Regions from separate parts of the Homo sapiens genome. Here region 1 is linked to region 2. A link is a loop called in an ENCODE intact Hi-C map of the cell type or tissue named here. Cell type or tissue: ascending aorta. All regions are shown on one strand. Links, peaks and the distances in the headings refer to the core of each region. The heading gives the core; the rest is flanking DNA.

Evidence for each region. Peaks named below come from ENCODE experiments on the same cell type or tissue, not always from the same donor. Only the 100,000 strongest peaks of a DNase experiment are listed, where the experiment ranks them.
Region 1: it touches region 2 in a loop (1.9-fold over the local background); 6 of 110 quality-filtered maps call a loop at or near these places.

Annotation. Positions count from the first base shown.
Region 1 is chr20:13,602,726-13,615,098 of GRCh38, forward strand. The region is part of intron 4 of TASP1 (taspase 1); the gene reads right to left. Among named protein-coding and RNA genes, the nearest start is that of TASP1, 30 kb to the right of the region's middle. In ascending aorta, for the core only: a CTCF peak has its summit at 7,675 (motif pointing right); no DNase peak of the experiment used is centred there.
Region 2 is chr20:13,666,520-13,678,892 of GRCh38, forward strand. No RefSeq gene overlaps it. Among named protein-coding and RNA genes, the nearest start is that of TASP1, 34 kb to the left of the region's middle. In ascending aorta, for the core only: no CTCF peak of the experiment used is centred there; DNase peaks (open chromatin) are centred at 2,383 and 5,672; H3K27ac peaks cover 5,371 bases.

The DNA.
Region 1 (12,373 bases), core at 2,730-10,729, 63 kb before region 2:
TATAAGAATCTAATGCCACCACTGATCTGACAGGAAGCAGAGCTCAGGCGGTAATGCTCACTTGCCCACCATTCCCCTCCTACTGTGTGGCCCAGTTCCTAACAGGCCACAGACTGATACCAGTCTGAGGCCCTAGGGTTACGGACCCCTGCTCTAAAATATCTTCACAATTGTTTTGTAAATCTTTAAACTGTTCTAAAATAAGTTTATTAAAGAAAAATGGGGCCAGGCATGGTGGCTCATGTCTGTAATCCCAACACTTTGGGAGGCCGAGGCAGGTGGATCACCTGAGGTCAGGAGTTCAAGACCAGCCTGGTCAACATGGTAAAACCCCATCTCTACTAAAAATACAAAAAGCAGCTGGGCATGGTGGCGTGCATCTGTAATCTCAGCTACTCTGGAGACTGAGGCTAGAGAATCGCTTGAACCCGGAGGGTGGAGGCTGCAGTGAGCTGAGATCACACCACTGCACTCTAGCCTGGGAGATAAATTAAGACTCCATCTCAAGAAAAAAAGAAAAAAGAAAAATGGGCCAGGCAGGGTGACTCACACCTGTAATCCTAACACTCTGGGAAGCCAAGGTGGGCAGACAGCTTGAATCCGGCAGTTCAAGACCAGCCTGAGAAAAATGGTGAAACTCAGTCTCTACAAAAAAAAAATACAAAAATTTGCCAAGCATGGTGGTACACGCATGTAGTCCCAGCTACCCTGGAGGCTGAGGTGGGAGGATCGATTGAGCCTAGGAGGTGGAGGCTGCAGTGAGCCATGATCATGCCACCACTCTCCAGCTTGGGAAACACAACAAGATCCTGTCTCAAAAAAATAAAAATAAATAAGTTTATTAAAGAAAAATCAAACCACAGTCTGGGAGAAATTTTATAAAACATATTATCTCTTAACGGACTTCTATCCAGAATTTATTTTTAAAAATCCATACATAACGCAGTAAGACAATCCAAAGTTTTTAAGGGGCAAACAGTTTTATATAGATTGCAAATAACACATGAAAACATGCTTAGCATCATTAGCCATAAAATGTCTCTTATTGATCAAACTCTATTCAAATTTCCCTGAACTACTTTTCAACTGGGCTAGACTTTTGGACTTCCATGTTTATCTCTGTACTGTTCAATTTTAATAAGAATCTTGCTAAATCAGTCTAACAAGATACTCCCACCCTTGATATCTGGTCACCCTCAATATTTAATCAGATTCCTCATTCTCCACCATCCCCCAAGTGACATCTGATCACTGTGGTCTGTCTCCAGCAAGAATTCTGTTAGGCCGATTTAGCTAGAATCTCCCCTTACCTGTGATGTTTCCTGTTAGTAATTTTCCATCCACTGACTCCTACCCAGTTTTTTAGCTATAAATTGTCACTTGTCCATGCTGTATTCAGAGTTGAACCCAATCTCTCTCCCTCACTGCAAAATCCCATAGCAGTTGACATGGTCTGGATGTTTTGTCTCCTTCAAATCTCGTACTGAAATGTGACCTCCAACGTTGGAGGTGGGCCTAGTAGGAGGTATCTGGGTCATGGGGGCGGATACTTCATAGAATGGCTTGGTGCTGTTCTCACAGTAATTAGTAAGTTTTCACTGTATGAGTCCATGTGAGATCTGGTTGTTTAAAAGAGCCTGCCACCTCTTCCCTCTCTTTCTTGCTCCCTCTCTCACCATGTGATATACCGACTCCTCCTTTGTCTCCTACCATTATTTTAAACTTCCTGAGGTCTCACCAGAAGCTGAGCTGATGCTGGTGTCATGCTTGTATAGCCTGCAGAGCCAAGAGCCAAATAAACCTCTTTTCTTTATAAATTATCCAGCCTCAGGTATTCCTTTATAGCAATGCGAAAGCAACTAATACAGCAGTGGTTCCTACAGCTATCACAATAGTTCCTCCCTTGAATAAAGTCTGCCTTACCACCTTTCACACGGGTCATAAATAATTTTTTCATTAACAGTAGCCATTAGGGAAATGCAAATTAAAACCACCAGATACCATTATATAACCACTAAAATGACTAAAATTTAAAAGATTGACAAAACTAAGTATTGGCAAAACTGCAGATCTGTGGAAATCTGAATGAATTATATATGTTGCTAGTGAGAACACAAATGGCAAATTGTTTAGCAGTTTTCTTTAAAGTTAACCATACACTCACCACAGACTCAGCAATTCTATTCCTAAGAATTTTATCTGTGAGAAATGAAAGCATATGTTCACATAAATTCACATAAAGTCTACATAAAGACATAATACATATATATATATATATATATATATATGTATTTCTTATACACCCAACAATATGGGTGAATCTCAAAAGCATTACGTGAGTTAAAGAAGCCAGTCACAAAAGATCACAAGTTCTATAATTCTATTTAGAATAAAATCTAGAAAAGACTGAACTATAGTGACAAAAAGCAGATAATGGTTGCCAGGGGCCACTGAGGGAGAGGATTCACTGTGGATAGGTATGAGGGAAATTTGAGAGTAATGGAAATGTTATACATCATGATTGTACTGGTGGTTACACAATTGTATATATTTGTCGAAACCCATCAAATTGTACACTTTACATTGATCAATTTTGTTGCATGTAAATTATACTCCAATAAAGCTGACAAAAAAGTAGTATACCTATTACTTGACATAAACTAATCAGCCTATATACTAACTTGCCCCTTATAAATAATAAAATCACTTTTGGAGGCTGAGACAGGAGGATCACTCAAGGTCGGCGGTTTGAGACCAGCCTGGGCACCACAGTAGGACCCCATCTCTCCAAAAATTTTTTTTTAAATAGCTGGGCATGGTGGTGCATGCCTGTAGTCCCAGCTGCTCGGGAGGGAGATCAGGGAGACTGCTTGAGCTCAGGAGCTCTAAGCTGCAGTAAGCTATGATTGCACCACTGCGCTCCAGCCTGGGCAACAGAGTGAGACCTTTCTCTAAAAAAAAATAATAATAAATTTAAATAATTTAAAATAATATACATAAACTTTTTAAGCGGTCATCTGATCTTCTGATGTAACTCATTTTGCGTAATTAATAATCATGTCCAGTAAGTAGCCAGTGCTCCTTTTAAAATCTGTCAGACTCTGTCACTCCTCTGTTCATAAACCTACAATGGTTTCCTAGCACACTTAGAATAAAATCCAAAGTCCTAATTTTCAACATTTACAAGGCCCTACATGATCTGACCCTTCCCTCCCTCTTCCAACTTACTCTCCGCATTCTTCTCTCTTACCACACTCCAGCCCACACTGCGATTCTGAGCACATCAAGAAAGCCCCTACCTCAGGGCTGTTGCATCTATTATTCATTCATTCCTTTGAGATGCTGAGTTTGGTGAGAGATTTCTAGTGAAAGAAGAGGGCCCATAAATATAGACTGCATGTGTGTGCGTGCGTGTGTGTGTGTGTGTGTGTAGATGCATTACATGTATGTATAAATACCTGAGGTCCCACAGTGATTAGTATTATAAAGAAGAATGAAGTGGAATATGAAGGGACAGTGGGTACTTTTCTCTCTGAACAAGAACTCCCTTCCCCAACATCTTCACATGGCTTTCTCCCCCATTTCATTCATGTCTCTGTTCAAAAGTCAGCTTTATCAGAGAGTGCTCCCCTTACTGACTCATCTAGAATAGCATTTCCCCAGCCATTCCCAACATTCTCTTATCTCTATTTTATTTTTCTTTATGGCACTTTCCGCTACCTGACAGTATACATAATTTTTGTTTGTCTACCCCTCCAAATAGAATGTAAGACCCTTAAATATAAGAATTTGTCTTTTTAGGCTGGACGCGGTGGCTCACACCTGTAATCCCAGCACTTTGGGAGGCTAAAGTGGGCAGATCACGAGGTCAGGAGATCGAGACCATCCTGACTAACACGGTGAAACCCCGTATCTACTAAAAATACAAAAAATTAGCTGGGCGTGGTAGTGGGCGCCTGTAGTCCCAGCTACTCGGGAGGCTAAGGCAGTAGAATGGCGTGAACCCAGGAGGCGGAGCTTGCAGTGAGCCGAGATCACGCCACTGCACTCCAGCCTGGGCGACTGAGCGAGACTCCGTCTCAAAAAAAAAAAAAAAAAAAGAATTTGTCTCTTTAGGTGCTATATCCCAATATGTAAGGCAATGCCTGGCACATGGCAGGTAGGTAATCAATAAGTATTTGCAGAATGAATGAACAGCAGTTAATTATAACTAGATATAAACAGAGTAATTATTGTGAGCTATAACCCCTTAAGCAAGCTGATACTTATTAATTCTTACAGGTTGCTCCTATAGAGAAATGTCAGGAAAATGTAGTGGAGTGCTAAGAATCTAATCTTTTCAAGATTAAAACAAGAGAAATTAAACAAACTTAGGCAACAGTATTTTCTGTTTCTAAAAAATGGAATTCTAAAACCAAAATATATTTTAAACTTATTCATAACTTTTCAAGGAGACATGGCTTTAAGAAGTGAGATGCCCTTTGACTAACCAACCCAGCAAAGAGAGGGCAGAAAGGCCAACAGGCAAGTCAGGAGCTACTCTCCCACCACGACATGGAAACCCTTTCCTATTAATGAAATTTTGGAACCCCAAGCCAAGGCAAAGATCTGCAAAGTATTACTCTTTCACTATAAACCACAACTTGTATTACCCATTTAATGTCCTTTGCTGAAGGCATAAAATAATATAAGAACTGTTTGCAAGGCTCCAGGGTATACTGCATCTCTGAGGATCTATTATGAGACCTCTATTAACAGCTCTTACAGATGCAAACAATTTAGTTTTCAAATATTGTACAAAAACTAGACTGGCACATTATAAAATCATTTTTATATAAAATGATTTATGTTTGTCCAATTTCCAATCTTCCTTTAACGAGAAGTCAGACATTAACAGGAAATTACTAATATGTTAGTACTCACACTCTGTCGCTCAAGTGCAAATTCAACAAACACATCATTAGATACATGAAATAAAGTAGAATATATAACTCTTGTTGAAAATTGAATGTCCTATCAAAATCATTTTAATTGAGTTTGTGACCAGCCCGGCCAACATGATGAAATGCCATTTCCACTAAAAATACAAAAATTAGCCAGGCGTGATGGCAGGTGCCTGTAATCTCAGCTACTCAGAAGGCTGAAGCAGGAGAATCACTTGAACCTTGAACCTGGGAGGCAAAGGCTTTAGTGAGCCAAGACTGTACCACTGCGTACTCCAGCTGGGCGACAGAGCAAGACTCTGTCTCAAAAAAAAAGAAAAATCATTTTAATTACTAACTTCATTGATAAGCAGATACCTTTAACCTTCTAAAGCTGAGAAAGGTGGGGAAAAAGCTTTCGAAATGAACTTTCTTGCATCTTTTTAAAAGAGTTACAAAAACAGGATATGTACTCCATGTCATTATACTCTTTTTCAAACTAACACTAGTAAAACTTGTACAATATGCCTATCTTAGCTAGCACTATTCTAAGAATTACTAATTTTCTGGTATCCCAACATCAGTTTTCATTTACAGGATGAATGGAAGCCAATGAAACTGTATTACTGACTGAAAAAATCATTTGGGGAATTTTTTTTTGTTTAGTTGCCAATTAAGCTCAAATTTTCAAGAATTGGATGGTTAAAAGATTTCCAATTTAGATTCCTCTGTGGTAGCACAGGTTAAGAGTCATTAATTCAACAAATATTTATTGGACACCATTGTACCAGGCAAATCTTTTCTGTAAAGGGCAAGATATATTAACTAGTTCAGGCCTCGTGGGCCACATAGACAATGCTACAACTACTGAGCTCTGCCACTGTAGCACAAAAGCAGCAATAGAAAATACACAAATGAATAAGCATGGCTGTGTTCCAATAAAACTTCATTTATGGATACTGAGATATGAATTTCATATACTTCTCTGGTGTCATGAAATATTATTCTTCTTTTGATTTTGTTTCAACCATTTAAAAAAGTGAAAATCATTCTTAGTTTGCAGGCCATTCAAAACCAGGCATCTGGCCAGATTTGGCTTTCTGGCCATAGTTGGCCAATCCTTGATCTAAACCACGGGGATATAGCAGTGAACGAAACAGAAAAACATTCTTACCTACATGGAGCCTCAATTCTAGCTAAGGGAGACAAACAATAAGAAATTAAATACATTAGATAACATGTCAGATAGCAGTAAACACGAGAGTGAAAAAATAAAACAGGTAAGCAATAGGAGTACTGGGGATGGTCAGAGGGCTTTTATTAAAAAGAAAACTATAGCAGTAGTTACAATTTATTTATCATTTTTTTGGACATAATTTCAGACTTATAGAAAAGTACGATAGTCTAGTATCTAGACTATATAAAGAGCTCCAAATTTCAATAACAACCCAAAAAATCAATTTGAAAATGGGCAAAAAACTTGAACAGACTCAAATAAACATTTCTACCAAAAAGATACACAAATGGCTACAGGAACATTAATATATCCAATATCATGATCATCAGCGAAATGAAAACCAAAACTACAAAGATTTTACTTCACATCCACAAGGACAGTTATGACGACAAAAACAGAAAATAGTAAGTGCTAACAAAGATGTAGAAAAAATTATAACCTTGCATATTGCTGCTGGAAATGCAAAAAGGGTTCATTCAGTTACCATGGAAAAAGGTTCAACAAAAAGTTAAACACAGGCCAAGCGCGGTGGCTCACACCTGTAATCCCAGCACTTTGGGAGGCCAAGGAGGGCAGATCACTCGAGGTCAGGAGTTCAAAATCAGCCTGGCCAACATGGTGAAACCCCATCTCTACTAAAAATATTTTTAAAAATTAGTCGGGCATGGCGGTGGGCGCCTATAATCCCAGCTACTGGGGAGGCTGAGGCAGGAGAATAGCTTGAACCTGGGAGGCGGAGGTTGCAGTGAGCTGAGACGGCGCCATTGCTCCAGCCTGGGCAACAAGCGCAAAACTCTGTCTCAAAAAAAAAAAAAAAAAAAAAAGTTAAACATAGAATTAATTACCATATGACCCAGCAATTTCACTTCTAGGTATATACCCAAAAGAACTGAAAAAAGTTACTCAAATACCTATACAAGAGTATTCATAGCAACACTATGCACAATAGCCAAAAGGTAGAAACAACCCATATGTCCATCAATGAATGAATGGATTTGGAATGAAACAAACTGTGATAGATACATGAATAATGTTGAATACTGCTCCTCCAAAAAATGAAGTACTGATACATGCTACACTGTGAACAAACTTTAAAAACATTATTCTAAGCGAAAAAAGCCAGACAGCAAAGGCCACATAAATGGCATGATTCTATCAATATAAAATATCCAGAAGAGGTAAATCCATGGACAGAAAGCAGATGGGTGGTCCACAAGGGGGAAAGGATAAAAGAATGAAGAGCAACTGCTTGATGAGTATGAGGTTTCCTTTGGGGAGATAAAAATGTTTGGAACTGAAAGTGGTAGTTGCACAACACTGTGAGCATTTTAATGCCATGGGATTATGCATTTTAAAATGCTTCATTTTGTATTCTAAGAATTTCACTTCAATTTAAAAAGGCAGACACAAAAGAATACATAATATATGATTCCATTTACATGAAGTTCTAGAACAGGCAAGACTAATATATGGCAATAGAGGTCAGGACCAGTGTTACCCTGAGGTGACTGAAGGGGGCACAAGGGGCCTTCTGGAGGGCAGAAATGTTCCGTTTGCTGATCTGGGTGCTAGTGACACAAGGCCGGCCATGTTCACTCTGAAAAAAATTCATGAAGCTGTCCCCTTAAAATAAATGTGTATAGTTTTCCATATGTATACTATACACACAAGAAAGCTTTGAAACTATAAAATTTTCAAAATAAGATTGCAAATTTTTTAAAAACTGTTACCATTGTGAATTAAAGGGTCCAAAGGATCTCTCAGTATTATTTCTTATGCCTGCATGTATCCACAATTAACTTACAAAGTTTTTTTTTTAAAGAGTCAAAGAATTAAAATTCCAGACTCTCATCCCCAAAGATTCTGGTCCAGGTCATGAGTTGAAAGCTAGGGAATCATCATTTTTTAAAATAAGCTACCTCCAACAATTCTAATCCAGCCCTCACCTTGAGAAACTCCAGTGTAAATGAACTCCGTCAGCTGCTTAACTTCATATTCTCCATGAACCACATCTGGAGGGGGCTTGTAAAGGCATCTATTGCAACAGCACAGAGGATATTGGGAGTAAAAAAGCTACAAATGATCCATGAGAGGCTACAAAAGCTAACCACTCTGGGGCTAGGATTCAACCCTGGAAAAAAAATTAGATGGACTGGAGAAAAGTTAATAAAATGGGAGACAGTCAATGGTAAATAGACATAGAAACCTTTCTGGGCAATCATCACAAAGACAGCCATAAATATTATCCACAAAACAGCAATTTTTCTTATGTTTTCCATTAAGATGTAATGCAATCAAGATAAATGATGTTGGAAGCTAAATATCCTTTAGGAAGTTATCAGGACAAAGTGTGAAAATCAGTGCAGTATGCTTGGACTTTCAGTACGTTCCTTCATCACAAACAGTAAAAACAATATTTCACTCCTGGGACTAAAAGTAAATAAACAATTTGGTTCAACCTTATTTGGGTCACCGAGGTTTTTGATCTGCTTTAGCTTCAGGTCAAAAATTTTAGAGTGATATACTTTGGTATTAGTTCAAATTGTTTCAATGAGGAATTTTTTTGAAAAGTCTAGTTTGATTTGAAGCTCATTTTCAAAATAAAAGTTAATATTTAAGTCCAATTCCTATTCTGAAAAATTAAATCAAAGCTCATTCCGGCTTTACTATTAGTTTGGTAGAAATCCCTATTACAACAATTCGCAGCCTCTAGACCATTAAATTAATGACCATTAAACCATACATTCATTTCCCTGGCCCTTGCAACAAGACAAAAGCTAATAATCTCTGTCCAAGACTTATTTCCAGCTATACCTTAAAATGATATACAGTGCTACAAAAGCTCCTACACTCAAAAGAACCAGCTGTCACTTAGCTCTGGGAGATTGTAGCCCTGGGAGAATGCATGCTCCATGTGGCCAGATCTCATTTTTGCCAAGATAATTTAGAAGTCCAGATGCTTATATTAGTCTCCTCATTTTTACATGTTGACAACAAATTCCAGTTTTTAAAAGCTAGTCTATGGGCCAATCAACACGCATCTGTGAAATGTCTCTTTTGCAATCTCTGGCCTACATCACTTTGTAAGATTAAGAAGGTCTCAAGCTTCTTCAGATGCAAAATCTAAGCTTGCGTAAATCTTCAGTTTTCCATACAATACAGGTTTCAGGCAAAATAGCTCTTTGACACAAATGACAGTCCTAACAACAAATTTTATTATCATGCTTAAATATTTAAAATATTGAATTACCTCTTGCTACTTAAAGAAACAATACAGAAGTAACCTGTACTGCAGTCTACCAAGTGTCAACTCACCTTTACTAAAAAGAGCCAGATTAGTGGTCAGAAATGCTGCATATCTTCTGATTATAACAAATAAAATTTGTAATACCTTTTTCCTTCTCCAAAACGAGTCAGATGAGCTTTCTACTCAGAGTCCACAGGAAGTCATGGTATTTTTCTCAAATACCAGAAAACTAATAAAATATCATGGTATTTTTCTCAAATATCATTAGTATAGACAACTTCATCTACAACTTTACCCAGTGGTAAACTGCCTATCAAGACAAAACATGATAACCTTTTTAGAACTAGTAATTTGTAGCAAACACACACACACACACACACACACACACACACACACATTCCCCATACACAGAAGCGCATGGGAGGTGGGGCTATAATGTTCAGGTAACATGCAAAAATGGCAAAGATATAATCAGGTAAAATAATTATAGGATAATGAGAATCTATCTATAAATCAGATAACCAGCCCCCACATAGGGAAAAGTTGACTCTTCCATTCCCACTATGAACATTAACGACTTCAAGATCAAGAAAGTAGGCACATGACATAAAATAAGTATTAAATTTTGAAGAAATCCTGGCATTCAGATGGACAGGGTTTACGGAAGAAAAATTCTCTGGTAAACACAGAAACAGTAACAAGATAACCAACTCAGATATCTGTTCAAGTACCCTGCCCAAGAAATTAAAATTACTACATCCAGGACTTGCCCCTCCATCTTCTCTCCCAGCACGCCCATTCACCATTTCTCTGCACTTATTTTAGGATATAGAGGATGGGTTTGAAGGATGTAAATCTATCAATTATACTGCACTTTGTTCAGTTCTGGAAAAAATGCTCAATGAAAAGAAGGTAAAACTATGGCAAAACTTTTTTTATTAGTAATAAATTTAACTGTGTTAACCTTGTTTTCCATGACAAAATAATTACAGAATATGGACAATAATAGAGATCTGCAACATAGAAGCCACAAGAGGATTAATAATTCCTTCTAAGTTTTGGTATAGTATTGATCTAAAAAGCAGAATTTTCATAACTGCAGCTAATTGGAAGTCACATTATTTATTATCATGGGACTACAGAAAGCAAGGTCAGAAAGAAGCTAGACTTATCATCCAATTTAATATCCAGTTTGCAAGTAGTTGCTAACTACAGCTTAAAATATTTCCAGGGAAGTTATATATCCATGTGAATATGAACGTGTTGTGCCGAAAACACAGAAAACATGCAGTTCCCATATAGCAGAGGGTGATCTGCCATTATAAACACTCTTAAGTCAATGCTTGTATAGGAAAATTAGCAGATATTTGCAAATTCATTTTCGGGTCACTGAAAATTAAAGCCAGAAAGCCTATTTTCATCCATGTATTGAAAAAAAGGCACATGAGATTATTTCTGTAGTGATGCTGCCTGTTCTTAGACTTATTCTTAGTCACATATGAACATTTTCACCCAAATACTGGCCAATTATAAACAATTAAGACATGCATTACTGAGCTATATATTATTATGTTTGAGGCTGTAGCCAATTGGCTACAGCCAATTAATATTACATTTATAAAGAGTAAAAAGTTCAAGAATTAATGAACTTTAACCAATAAGTTTCAGCAGAGTTAGCCACAAAACACTTTTATTAGGCCCAAATGAAGTATCTTTCATTCATTAATACAGAACCTCAGGGCATACTTGCAAATCAGAGGTTCAATTATCTTAAAAAAAAGTTCCTAAGGAAACAAAAAACTTTCCATTTTTGTTCTGTAAACTGCTCCTAAACAACAAGGTATTCTTTCTTTTTTGGCATTCTCTTTTCTCCCTATCTCAGGACATATTTACAGATGCACTGGCTGCTTTACAGACATGCTAAAAGTTCTTGCTGCAGTTGATCAAAGTTGGAATGTCTGAGGAAATTACTCAACTTAGACAGCCTGGAATTATATCTAGCCAAATAGAGCACTCTACTTTCAACATGTGTTAAAGTAATATTTTAGCTATCCTGGATGTAAGTTGAGAGAACATTTGTTTGCATCACATTCTGTGAACACTTGAGTCAAACATAGTATGTTGAATACCAGGTTTTAGTATCTGTGACAGTTCATTTTTTTAACTATTCAATTTACAAAAGACAACATACTTCATTTAAAAAAAAAAACCCTCACACAACAACATACGTAGTAGAAACTAAGGCTTTTTATGATCTTCTTTAAGTGCCCAAGCTTTTCTGGAAATGTCAGAAAAAATTGAACCAATGTTAATATTTGTTCATTAGAGCATTTGTTAATCTGACATAAAATATTCTGTCCAAAAATGGAAACTTTACTTTTTCTTGCACTGCCCACTATGAGCTCAAGATATTTTTATTATTTAAAATATTTTCACAAAAAGGCACTGCACATCTGCACTCACCTCCTTTCTATTACTAATCTGCCTAATTTACAAGGGCACATACAACATAATTAAGCAGAAAAATGACATCACAACAGTTTTCACATTTTTTAATTGAAAGCCACATAATTACAGTACAGTTACTTGTCAAAAACATAACACAAATCTCTAAAATAGAATATTGGCTTCAATAAACTTTCACATTTGAAATAGTTTTAAACTTTGTTTTAGTTGGATTCTTTATGATGTCCAGGAAGAGGTTAGTTAGCACACACAGTACCTGAAATTGTCCTTTCCACATGAGCTAAAACAGAAAAGACAAATGTAGCTGTTTCTCCAGTACTACCAAATTTGGCAGCCACTTATACTTCCCTTCAACCTAAATAATTATACCTTTTAACCATATTGACAATAATATGGAAACATCACTCAAGAAGAACCTAACAGACCATGGAATTATAATAATTTAAACCATCCTTTTATCAAATGACATGGTCAGAACTGGAGAGGAAAGAGGGATACTAG
Region 2 (12,373 bases), core at 1,934-9,933:
TGATATAAATTTCCCTCCAAGTACTGCCTTCACTGCGTCCTGAAAACTTTTATAAGTTGTATTTTTGGCCAAGCGTGGTGGCTCATGCGTGTAATCCTAGCACTTTGGGAGGCCGAGGCGGGCGGATCACCTGAGGTCAGGAGTTCGAGACCAGCCTGATCAACATGGATAAACCCCATCTATACTAAAAATACAAAAATTAGCTGGACGTGGTGGCAGGTGCCTGTAATCCCAGATACTCGGGAGGCTGAGGCAGGAGAATCGCTTGAACCCAGGAGGCGGAGGTTGCAGTGAGCTGAGATTGTGCCACTGCACTCCAGCCTGGGTGACTCCATCTCAAAAGAAAAAAAAAAGTTGTATTTTAATTTAGTTCAAAATATTTTAAAATTTCTCTTGAGGATTCCTCTTTGACCTAAAAGTGTGTTATTAAATCTTCAAGTGTTCTTTTATTTTCCTTCGTTTTTTTTCTTTTTTCTTTTTCTTTCTTTTTTTTTCTTTTTTGAGACAGAGTCTTGTTCTGTTGCCCAGGGTGGAGTGCAGTGGCATGATCTCAGCTCACTGCAACCTCTGCCTCCCAGGTTCAAGAGATTCTCCTGCCTCAGCCTCCCGAGTAGCTGAGACTACAGGTGCATGCCACCATGCCTGACTAATTTTTGTATTTTTAGTAGAGACGGTGTTTCACCATGTTGGCCAGGCTGGTCTCAAACTCCTGACCTCAAGTGATCCACTCACCTCGGCCTCCCAAAGTGCTGGGATTACAGGCGTCAGCCACCGTGCCTGAACTTTCCTGTGTTTTTTCAAGTGTTTTTTATATTTTTATGTTTCTGTGTTTTTTTTTAATTTCTGTTTTAATTTCATTGTAGTTTGAGAATAAACATTGCATAATTTATTTTTTTTTACATTTTTTAATGTAAGTTTTATGGCCCAGAATGTGGTTTATCTTGGTGAATGCTCCATTTGAACCTGTAAAAAAATATGTAATCTACAATTGTTGGATAAATTAACCTATAGAGGTCAACTATATCCAGTTCATTGATGGTGCTGTTCAGTTCAACTAAGTCCTTATTGATTTTCTGCCTGTTGAATCTGTTTATTTATGATGGAGGGATGTTGGAGCCTCCAACTGTAATAGTGGATTCATCTATTTCCTTGCTGTTCTATCAGTTTTTGCCTCACATATTTTGATGCTCTGTTATTAGGTTCATACACATTAAGGACTGGTTTGTCTTCTTGGTGTATTCACCTTTTATCATTGTGTAGTACCCCTCTTTATCTTTGATAACTTTCCTTGCTCTGAAATCTGCTCTGTCTGAAATTAATATAGTTATTCCCACTTTTTTTTTTTTTTAGATGGAGTCTTGCTCTGTCGCCAGGCTGGAGTGCAGTGGCATGATCTTGACTCACCGCAACCTCCGCCTTCCGGGTTCAAGTGATTTTCCTGCCTCGGCCTCCCAAGTAGCTGGGACTACAGACGTCCAGCCACCATGCCCAGCTAATTTTTGTAATTTTAGTAGAGCAAGGTTTCACCATGTTGGCCTCCATCTCTTGACCGTGTGATCCACCCACCTCGGCCTCCCAAAGTGCTGGGATTACAGGTGTGAGCCACTGCATCTGGCCTATTCCCATTTTTTATGATTAATGCTAGCATAGCATATCTTTTTCCATCTCTTTACTTTTAATCTATATGTGTCTTTATATTCTAAATGGGTTTCTTGTGGACAACATATACAGGTGTTCCTCAACTTATGATGAGGTTATGTCTTGATAAACCCAGAATAGTTTATCGTAAGTCAAAAATGCATTTAATACATCCAACCTACAAAATCTCATAGCTTAGCCTACCTTAAAAATTAGCCTACAGTTGAGCAAAATAATCTAATACAAAGCCTATTTTATAATAATGTGTGGAATATCTCATGTAATTTATTGAAGACTGTACTGAAAGCAAAAGATAGAGTGGTTTATACAGGAATTTGAAGTACAGTTTCTACTGAGTGCATATCACTTTCACATCATCGTAAAGTCAAAAAATTGTAAGTTGAACCATCATAAATTGGGGACTATCTGTAGTTGTGTCTTGTTTTTTGATCCATAATGGTCTTTTTTTTTTTTTTTTTTTTTTTTGAGATGGTGTCTCACTCTGTTGTCCAGGCTTGGGTGCAATGGCATGATCTCGGCTCACTGCAACCTCTGCCTCCCGGGTTCAAGCGATTCTCCTGCCTCAGCCTCCCAAGTAGCTGGGATTACAGACATGCACCACCATGCCTGGGTAATTTTTTTGTATTTTAAGTAGAGATGGAGGTTTCACTATGTTGGCCAGGTTGGCCTTTAACTCCTGACCTCAGGTGATCTGCCTGCCTTGGCCTCCCGAAGTGCTGGGAACATAGGCGTGAGTCACCGCGCCCAGCTTAAACAGCTTATTTTAGTATTTCTTGCAAGGCTGAGCTATTAGCAACAAGTTCTCTCAATTTTTGTTTTTCTAAGACACTCTATTTCTCCTTCACTTTTGAAGGATAATTTCAGAGTACAGAATTTTAGGTTGGTGTTTCTTTTCTCAGCAGTTTTAATGTTTTATTCTACTCTTCTGGTTTGTATGGTTTCTTAGACGTCAGATGTAATTCTTATCTTTGCTTCTTTGTGGGTAAAATGTGTTTTTTCCTCTGGCATCTTTCAAGATTTTTCCTGTATATTTGATTTTCTAAAGTTTGAATATGATATTCCTAGGTATAGGGGTTTTCTTGGTTTTTGTTTTCTTTTTCTTTCTTTTTTTTGGGGGGGGGATGGGAGGGGCTTTTATCCTGCTAGGTGTTCTCTGAGATCCCTCAATCTGTGGTTTGGTGTCTGGCGTAAGTTTAGGAAAATTCTCAGTGATTATTGCTTCAAATATTGTGTCTATTCCTTTTTCTTTTTTCTTCTTCTGGTATTCCCATTACATGTATGTTGCATCACTTGTAGTAGCCCCACAGTTCTCAGATATTCTGTTCTGTGTTTGTTTGTTTGTTTGTTTGTTTGTTTTCCAGTCTTTTTTCTGTTTGCTTTTTAGTTTTGGAGGTTTCTACTCAGATATTCTCAATGTTACAGATTATTACCTCAGCCACGTCCAGTCTACTAATGAGCCCATCAAAGGTATTCTTCATTTCTGTTTTAGTGCTTTTGATATGTAGAAGTTCTTTTCAAGAGTTTGGGGTTTCACTCTTGTTGCCCAAGCTGGAGTGCAATGGAACAATCTCTTGGCTCACTGCAACCTCTGTCTCCCGGGTTCAAGCGATTCTCCTGCCTCAGCCTCCTGAGTAGCTAGGATTACAGGCATGTGCCACCACATCCAGCTAATTTTTTGTGTTTTTAGTGGAAATGGGGTTTCACCATGTTAGCCAGGCTGGTCTCGAACCCCTGACCTCAGGTGATCCACCTGCCTCAGCCTCCCAAAGTGCTGGAATTACAGGCATGAGCCACCTCGCCTGGCCTAGAAGTTTTTTTTATTCTTTCTTAGAATTTTCATCTTTCTGCTTACATTATCCATCTGTTCTTGTATGTTGTCTACTTTTTCCATTAGAGCCCTTAGCATATTCATCAGTGTTTTAACAATTCCCAGTCTGATAATTCTAAAATTCTGCCATATCAGATTCTGGTTCTGATATTCAGTCTCTTCAAACTGTGTTTTTGTTTTTTAGTATGTCTTGTAATTTTTTGTTGAAAGGTAAATATGATGCACTGGTTAAGAAGAACTGCAATAAATGGAACTTTACTAATGTGATGAGTTGTTGGGGGAGGGGAAGCTCTATATCCTTTGATTAGGTCTCAGTCTTGTGGTGAGCCTGTGCCCCAGACTGTGAACTTCAACAGTGCTTCTCAGGACCCCTCCCCCCTTAGGTGGGACAGGATGGCTGGAGCTAGCTGAAGCTGGGTATTTCCCCTGTCTCAGGTAGATTAGGCTCTGATGAAGCCCCAGAAGGTTGAACTCTAATAAAATCATTTATTTTGAGAGCAGGCCTGTTTAGAAAGAACAGAATTCTCTGGTGTATTTTAAAATGGTTTCTATTCTCCTCCACCTGCCAGAAGCACAAGGGGTTTTTTCTCTAAGATTCACACCTTGTAGAGACTCAGTAGATAAAACTCACAAAACCATGGGTCCCCCGCCCCCTCACAAAACTGTGAGTCCCCCACCCTGTTAAACTCCGGGGGACCCTGGAATCTCAGAGTTGTCCACACTGAGCCTCCAGCAATTCATCAATTACAGTTCAGATTTTCCCATCCTAGTACTGGTGCCAGCTAAGTTTTCTGCCCCTGTAAATTGTGATTCTCCGTATCTGCCTATCTATCTCCTCAGTTCTGGGGGCAGCTGCTTGCCCTGTGACCTCACTTTTCTGATATATCTATGAAGAGTTATTGATTTTTCATTCTGTTCAGCTTTTTACTTGCTGTTGGGACAGAGTGGTGACTTCTAAGATCCTAACATGTCAGACCTTAAAGCAGAAGTTCCTGCCTATATTTTGCTGAGAGGCATTGGAAAGTTACTTGGCAAAAAATTCTATTTTAAACAGTGAAGAATCAGAAACAATAATCCAATCAGCCCCAGGTCCTCCAGGGTATAAAAGAAGGACCAATGGGTGGAAACAGGTTGGAAATCAGCATTGGCTCACAGGAGAATGATCAAATGATAATGATTTTTTGTGGTTATACCAAACTCTGGATGGGACCTGAAGCTGGAGTTGGAGGATCTACAAAGCCTCAAGGGAAGGAAGACTTTTAATGCTTATTGTCTGCTGTCTCTTTCCTTCCTTCCTTCTTTCCTTTCTTCCTTCTCCTCCTCTTCCTCCTTCTTCTTTCTTCTTTTCTTTTCTTTCTTTTCCCAACATCTTATTCCTTAGAATCATACAAAATGAAACTCTACAGATGGGATCAAAGAAGGCTGAAGATGACAAAGAAAAAAGGGAGATAACAAAAGGAATAGAAGAGGAAATTTTAGGGAATTTGTTGTTAGAAGGTAGAAAAAGGTAATCAGAAATGATCCTATGGAAGATAGGATGCCTCACTTCTGATTAAGAAATTCAAGGTTTTATGGACAGAACTTTAACCCTTCTCCCCCAGTGTCCTGAGAGTGACATCCCCTCCACCCCAGGCAATGGCTCTTTCTGGGGCAGGAAATTCTCCAAACAAGTTTCCAAATTAAGGGTTTTGATTGAGCTCACTTCCCAGAATTTTGTTCTGGCCTCTTTTTCCGATTACAGAATATGAATCAGCTAATGATTCTGAAAAATAAAACTTCGGATACTTCTTTGTACTTGGAGAAAGAAAGAAATATACTGTGCAGTGCTCTTTTGATACATTCCAGAATAATCTTCATATTAACTCAATGGGGAAGCAATTGGATTTCCTCTGAAAGAGAGGAGAACATATCTCCCACATTGCAAAAAAAAAAAAAACCTGTCAATAAATTCCAGGAACAGGAGCTACTACAAATGTTCCCATTTTTTGAAGAGAATTTGTTCTGACCTCACTTCTAAGGGACTTGGTGTATGTGTCTTGAGCTTATTTTCCATTTGCTAATTAAAAGTACCTTGTCAGCAGTATTTATTACTATTATTATTGGTGAATGAATCATCCTCTTTTTCCACCAAATCTACTTTCCAGACTCACCCATTCTAAATGCTGGCTTACAACTCACTCATGGCTGCCAAAACAACCCACTCAGATGAGTCTCCTCAGCGTTTCTCTGCCAAATCCTTTTCCTCTCTAATCTGAGACTAAAAGTCTTATTTGAAAAATTGCCTGCTCTTAAAAAATTTTCTGGATTGACATATGTCTTACTCCCATAACAAAACATTTTTTGCATTCTTCCAAGACCAAGTCAGATCTCCTTAATAAGGCATGAAAAATATAGATTTGCCTTCAGCTTAGTGTCTTCCAGGGCAGACCTGTGAATTCTGAGTCTTGCTAATGAATGGATTGCCAGAGAAGTCTTAGAGACCCACATTCTCTCTGTATTTGTAAGATATCATAGCAGTGGAAATTCTAATCAATGCATTAAAAAAGGGCCGCTCTAACCCTGTACTTTATTTTTCAATTGAATTTCCAACTCTCAAAAAATCACAAAAATAGTACCAAGATGCTCGTACAGCCTTCACCAAGCTCCCCCAAAGTTAACAACTTATGTAACTAGTTAATCAGTTACCAAAATCAGAAAATTAACATTAATTGATTCATTACTATTACCTAAGTGATAAACTTTATTCCAATTTCACTAGTTGTCCTGCTAATCTCCCTTTTCTGGTCCCAGATCCCATTGAGTATCACGTGTTGCATTCAGTTGTTATGTCTCTTTAGACGCTTTAATTTAGGGCTATTACTCAATCCTTCATTTTTCATGACCTTGGCACTTCTAAAAGTCAGTTATTTCGGGCCAGTTATTTTGTAGACTATCTTTCAGTTTGAGATATCTCTTCTTAGAAAATGACCTCTCACACACCTCTGACCAGATTTCTGGAAGGGTATTGAGGTTCTACACTTGTGAGAAAATGTATGCTCAGGGGAAAAATAGTGAAATTATGCCAAATAAATACTTATTTCTTCTATAGTTTAGGAACATACTGAAAAATGAGGCCTCATGCCACTGATCTTTTGAGGCCTATATGAGTCTGAAATGTAGTTATCCTTTTCAAAGCAATCAAGTAGTGTGCAATCAATTACAAAAAAAAAAACCCAGAAAAATGAACTCAAATGGCTTAAGCCACAAAGAAGATTTATTGGCATACATAACTGAGAAATCTGGCGGTAAGTTGAACTTCAGGCAAATGTTGACCCAGGTCCCCCTAAGTCTTTCAACCTTAACTTTACCTGCCACAGTGTTGGCTTCACCTCAGGGATGGCTTTCTATATGGTCACAAGGTGGTTATCAATAAAACTGGGGTAACATGCCCTCTCATCCACATCCAGAACATCATAACCCAGTCACTAGGGCCCCCAGATGAAATGCAGTAATTGCCTTAAACCACCTGCTCTCCTGAGCCAAGAATAGAACCACTGTCACCCAAATCACATATGGGGTGCTGTTAGGAAGCGAAAAGGAGAAATGGATGCTATATTGATATGGTTTGGCTGTGTCCCCACGCAAATCTCATCTTGAATTCCCACATGTTGTGAGAGAGACCCAGTGAGAGGTAATTAAATCATGGGGGTGAGTCTTTCCCATGTTGCTCTCATGATAGTGAATAAGTCTCATGACATCTAATGGTTTTGTTTTTTTTTTTTATTTTTTGAGATGGAGTCTCGCTCTGTCACCCAGGCTGGAGTTCAGTGGTGCGATCTCGGCTCACTGCAAGCTCTGCCTCCTGGGTTCACATCATTCTCCTGCCTCAGCCTCCCGAGTAGCTGGGACTACAGGCACCCGCCACCACGCCCGGCTAATTTTTTGTATTTTTAGTAGAGATGGGCTTTCACCATGTTAGCCAGGATGGTCTCAATCTCCTGACCTTGTGATCTGCCCACCCCGGCCTCCCAAAGTGCTGGGATTACAGGTGTGAGCCACCGTGCCCGGCTGAGATCTAATGGTTTTAAAAAAGGGAGTTTCCCTGCACAAGCTCTCTCCTCTTGTCTGCTGCCATGTGAGATATGCCTTTCACCTTCCACCATGATTGTGAGGCCTCCCCAGCCATGTGGAACTATAAGTCCATTAAACCTTTCTCTTTTGTAAATTGCCCAGTCTCCGGTATGTCTTTATCAGCAGCATGAAAATGGACTAATACATATGTAGACAATTAACTATGTCCCCACAGGCTAGAATCCTTAGTGGTGGAATTGCAGAGAAGTGTATATATGGGGCAGGAGATTCTGTGCCCATGTGTTCCAATGGATGCTCAATGCTAAGATGGACTCAGCAGGAAGGTCAGAAAGAACACAGTCTGGAAGAAATTAGGCATGAAAACTGGGAGAAGGTGGTCTGTATTGCTTTAGTATAACACTGTCTTTGGTGGGCATTTAGACCTATGCACCCACAAGTGTGTTCTGTGCAACATGGAATAATGATAGGCCCCATTTGAAATATGGGTCCTCAAGCAGACAAGTTTGAGAAATGTTACCTCCCATCAAACATACCTGTGCCTCAGGCCACATCTCCTCAGCCCATAGTTTTACTCCAGCCATTGCTGTGGCAACTAGCCATGGACCTCATCTCAGCCATACTATGCTCCTCCTGTTTTCTGCCTCAGGGCTTCTTTGTCACTGCAGGCTGGGATGCCTTCAGGAGTCTGTTGAGTGCTTCTAATGCATGTACAATCCTGGACACGTGAAAGAGGTAACATCTAAGGGGAAAGCTTTGATAAATGTGGGATGGAGCCAATGAAAACAATTTCTCATCTGGGTGCAGTCGGTGGCTCATGCCTGTAACCCCAGCACTTTGGGGGCCAAGGCAGGCAAATCACCTGAGGTCAGGCATTTGAGACCAGCCTGACCAACATGGCGGAACCCCATCTCTACTAAAAATACAAAACATTAGCCAGGTGTGTGGTGGTGGGCACCTGTAATCCCAGCTACTCAGGAGGCTGAGGCAGGAGAATTGCTTGAACCTGGGAGGTGGAGGTTGCAGTGAGCAAAGACCGCACCACTGCACTCCAGCCTGGGCGACAAGAGCAAAATTCCATCTCGGAAAAAAAAAAAAAGAAAAAGAAAAGAAAGGAAGACAGAGAGAGAAAGACAGAAGGAAGGAAGGAGAAAGAAAGAAAGAAAGAAAGAAAGAAAGAAAGAAAGAAAGAAAGAAAGAAAGAAAGAAAGAAAGAAAGAAAGAGAAAGAAAGAAGGAAGGAAGGAAGGAAGGAAGGAAGGAAGGAAGGAAGGAAGGAAGGAAGGAAGGAAGGAAGGAAAGAAAGAAAGAGAAAGAAAGAAAGAAAGAAAAAAAGAGAAAGAGAAAGGAAGAAAGAGACAGAGAGAGAGAAAGGAAGGAAGGAAGGAAGGAAGGAAAAGAAAGAAAATTTCTCTCAGGTAGAAATTCTGAGGTGCCTTCTACACAGCTCCTCCATGGAGCACTATCCATGTAGAGCCCTACAGTGGTTATTGACTCAATAGCACACCCTTGGATTGGCTTATTTTTTCTTTCTCTTTTCTGCTGTTCCTGCTCCTCAGGATCACTTTAAAAACAAAACATCCGGGCACAGTGGCTCATGCCTGTAATTCCAGCACTTTGGGAGGCCGAGGTGGGCAGATCACCTGAGGTCAGGAGTTCAAGACCAGCCTGGTCCAACTTGGTGAAGCCCTGTCTCTACTAAAAATACAATAATTAGCTGGGCGTGGTGGCACACGCCTGTAATCCCAGCTACTAGGGAGGCTGAGGCAGGACAATTGCTTGAACCTGGGAGGTGGAGATTGCAGTGAGCCAAGATTGTGCCACTGGACTACAGCCTAGGCAACAGAATAAGACTCTGTCTTTAAATAAATAAATAAATATAGGGCCAGGCATGGTGGCTCACACCTGTAATCCCAGCACTTTGAGACATCAAGGCACATGGATCACTTGAGTCCAGGAATTTGAGACCAGCCTGGGCAACATGGTGAAACCCTGTCTCTACCAAAATACAAAAATTAGCCTGGTGTGGTGGTGCACGCCTATAGTCTTAGCTACTTGTGAGGCTGAGGTGGGAGGATCACTTGAGCCCAGGCGGCAGAGATTGCAGCAAAATGAGATCTTGCTACTGCACTCCAGCCTGGGTGACAGTCAGACCCTATCTCAAAAAAACAAAAACAAAAACCAGATCAGGCCATATCTGTAATCCCAGCACTTTAGGAGGCCAAAGTGGGAGAACTTGAGCACAGGAGTTTGAGACCAGCCTGGGCAACATAGTAAGACACTATCTAAAGAATTAAAGAATGAGCTGGGTGTGGTGGCATGTTCCTGCAGTCCCAGCTACTTGGGGGTGTGGGCTGAGGTGGGAGGATCTCTTGAGCCAGGGAGGTCGAGGCTGCAGTGAGCTGTGATTGTGCCACTGCACTGCAGCGTGGGTGGCAGAGCGAGACCCTGTCTCCAAACAAAACTACTTTCACACAAACCCTTATCTCGGGCTGTGCTTTCTAGAATAACCTAGATTAAGACTCCAGATGAAACAATTAGTTATTCTAGTGCAGACTTCTCTAAGTCCCTATTGTTTAATGGACAGCAGTGATACTCTAAAATTGTTTATAGTATATAGTATTCTCTAAATTTATTGACATTGCAATACTTTTTCTTTCATGAACATTTTGTGAGGCTAGTGTTCTGCAGACACATTTTGGGCAAGTTTGGCCTAGACTGAACACCCTGGGTCTCACATGATGTGATTGTAGCAGCTGTCTCCAAGAGTGACCCCTAATGAGCCATTCCTGGTAGCCATGGCTACCATTCCCCATTCTCACATTAAATCTAGGCTGGCCTGGGACTTGTGTCAGCCAATAGAATGAACATAAATAACACTGCAGGCCTGGCCTTTAAGACAACTGGCAATTCCCACTGTCTCCTTCTGGGAATACTACCTTTGGGAGCCTTGAGTTACCATTTAAGAAATCTGGCTACTCTGGGCCGGGCACGGTGGCTCACGCCTGTAATCCTAGCACTTTGGGAGGCTGAGGCAGTTGGATCACGAGGTTGGGAGTTTGAGACCAGCCTAACCAACTTGGAGAAACCCCATCTCTACTAAAAATACAAAATTAACCGGGCGTGGTGGCACATGCCAGTAATCCCAGCTACTCAGGAGGCTGAGGCAGGAGAATCACTTGAACTCAGGAGGTGGAGGTTGCGGTGAGCCAATATCGTGCCATTGCACTATAGCCTGGATAACAAGAGCGAAACTCCGTCTCAAAAAAAAAAAAGGAAAAGAAAGAAAGAAATCTGGCTCCTAGAGGAGAGGCCCTGAGACAACAGGGAAAGAGATGCAGCTGCTCAGCATCCCAGGCTGAATTTCCAGATGGCTCCAGTCTTAGCCACATCTCACTGTAAACCAAGCCAGACCAGAGGAACTGCCCAGCTAAGGCTACTCAACATACAGAAACATAAGTATAATAACAAGTTTATTGTTTTAAACCACTAAGTTTTGTGGTGGTTTGTAATAAATTGCAATAGATAACAGAAACAGTGGTAGAATAGAGCTTGGAACTGTCTGCTTTTGAGCTCTCAATATGGAGTCCTAAAACAGGGAATTGGGTACAAATGCTTCAGCCTTTGATTTTTTGCTTGGATGCTTTCCTGCTTCTCTTAGTGTCACCTATTAACCTATTTCGTGGGGTTTTCTTTCTATTAAAATTTTAGTACAAAATCATGAGTCTCCTTCTTAGCTACTGCCTAAGGGAGATGAAATCTGCTTTGAGATTCAGATCTTTCCACCTATTTTTCATGGTTTCTGGCCTCCCAGTGTTCCCTCCAAACTTCTGGTAGCAGTTCTTTGAGGAATCAACCATTTCTGCTTTTAGTGAATGTGCCCAGTCCACCCTGGCTCAATTGGGGAATTTTGGGCACACAGGCCTGGCCAATCAGAGCTTCCCTTTCCCGAGCCACAGTGATTAGAGATGGCAATGATCCAAGATAACCAAGCTATATCAGACTTCTGCTTTAACAACTGAAAAATAAACATTTTATCTTCCACTGGAATTGGGGTATGAATAGCTAAGCAACAAAACACATATAGTCTTCATATACATTGAGCTGACACAGCCCACACTGTAGATTAAAGCTAGACTTCTCTTAAAAGCCAGAGGTGTATATTCAGTGGTTTGCTTGACATCTCCATTTACATGTCAAATAGGTGCTACAACTTAGTATGTCCAAAAAGCAACTCTTGGTATTCACACATCCCAAATATGCTTTTCCAATAGTCTTTTCAATCCCGTAAATGGCTCCCCCATTGACCAGAACTATGGAGTTATCCTTGATTCTTCTCTTTATTTCACAGCCAATCCATCAGAAAACTGCTTCTGCTTTCCCCTCAAAGAACATCCAAATCCAATTATTTTTCATTGCCTCCACTATCCTGTTACAAACCTTCATTTTTTCTTGCATAGATTTTTCCATTAGCACATATCATTTATGTGTTTATTTATGCCCTCTCCTATCACTAGTATATAAGTTCTATGAATATTCCCAGGAATGTAAGAATGTAAATTCCGTGGATTTTGTTAATGCAGCTATGTGTTTAGTCACTGTTTTAAACACAATGCTTTGTTCACTGTACCTCTGGTGCCTATAACAATGATTAACACATATAAGATGTTCAATAAAGACTTGTTAATTAAATTAATAAAAATACACAGAAGACAGTGGTTAGATCATAGAGACAGACAAGGTACTAATGTCATAGTTTGAGCTCCTTGATCCAACTGAACCTGAAGACCTATGCTGGGCTTTATGATTGCATGAGCCA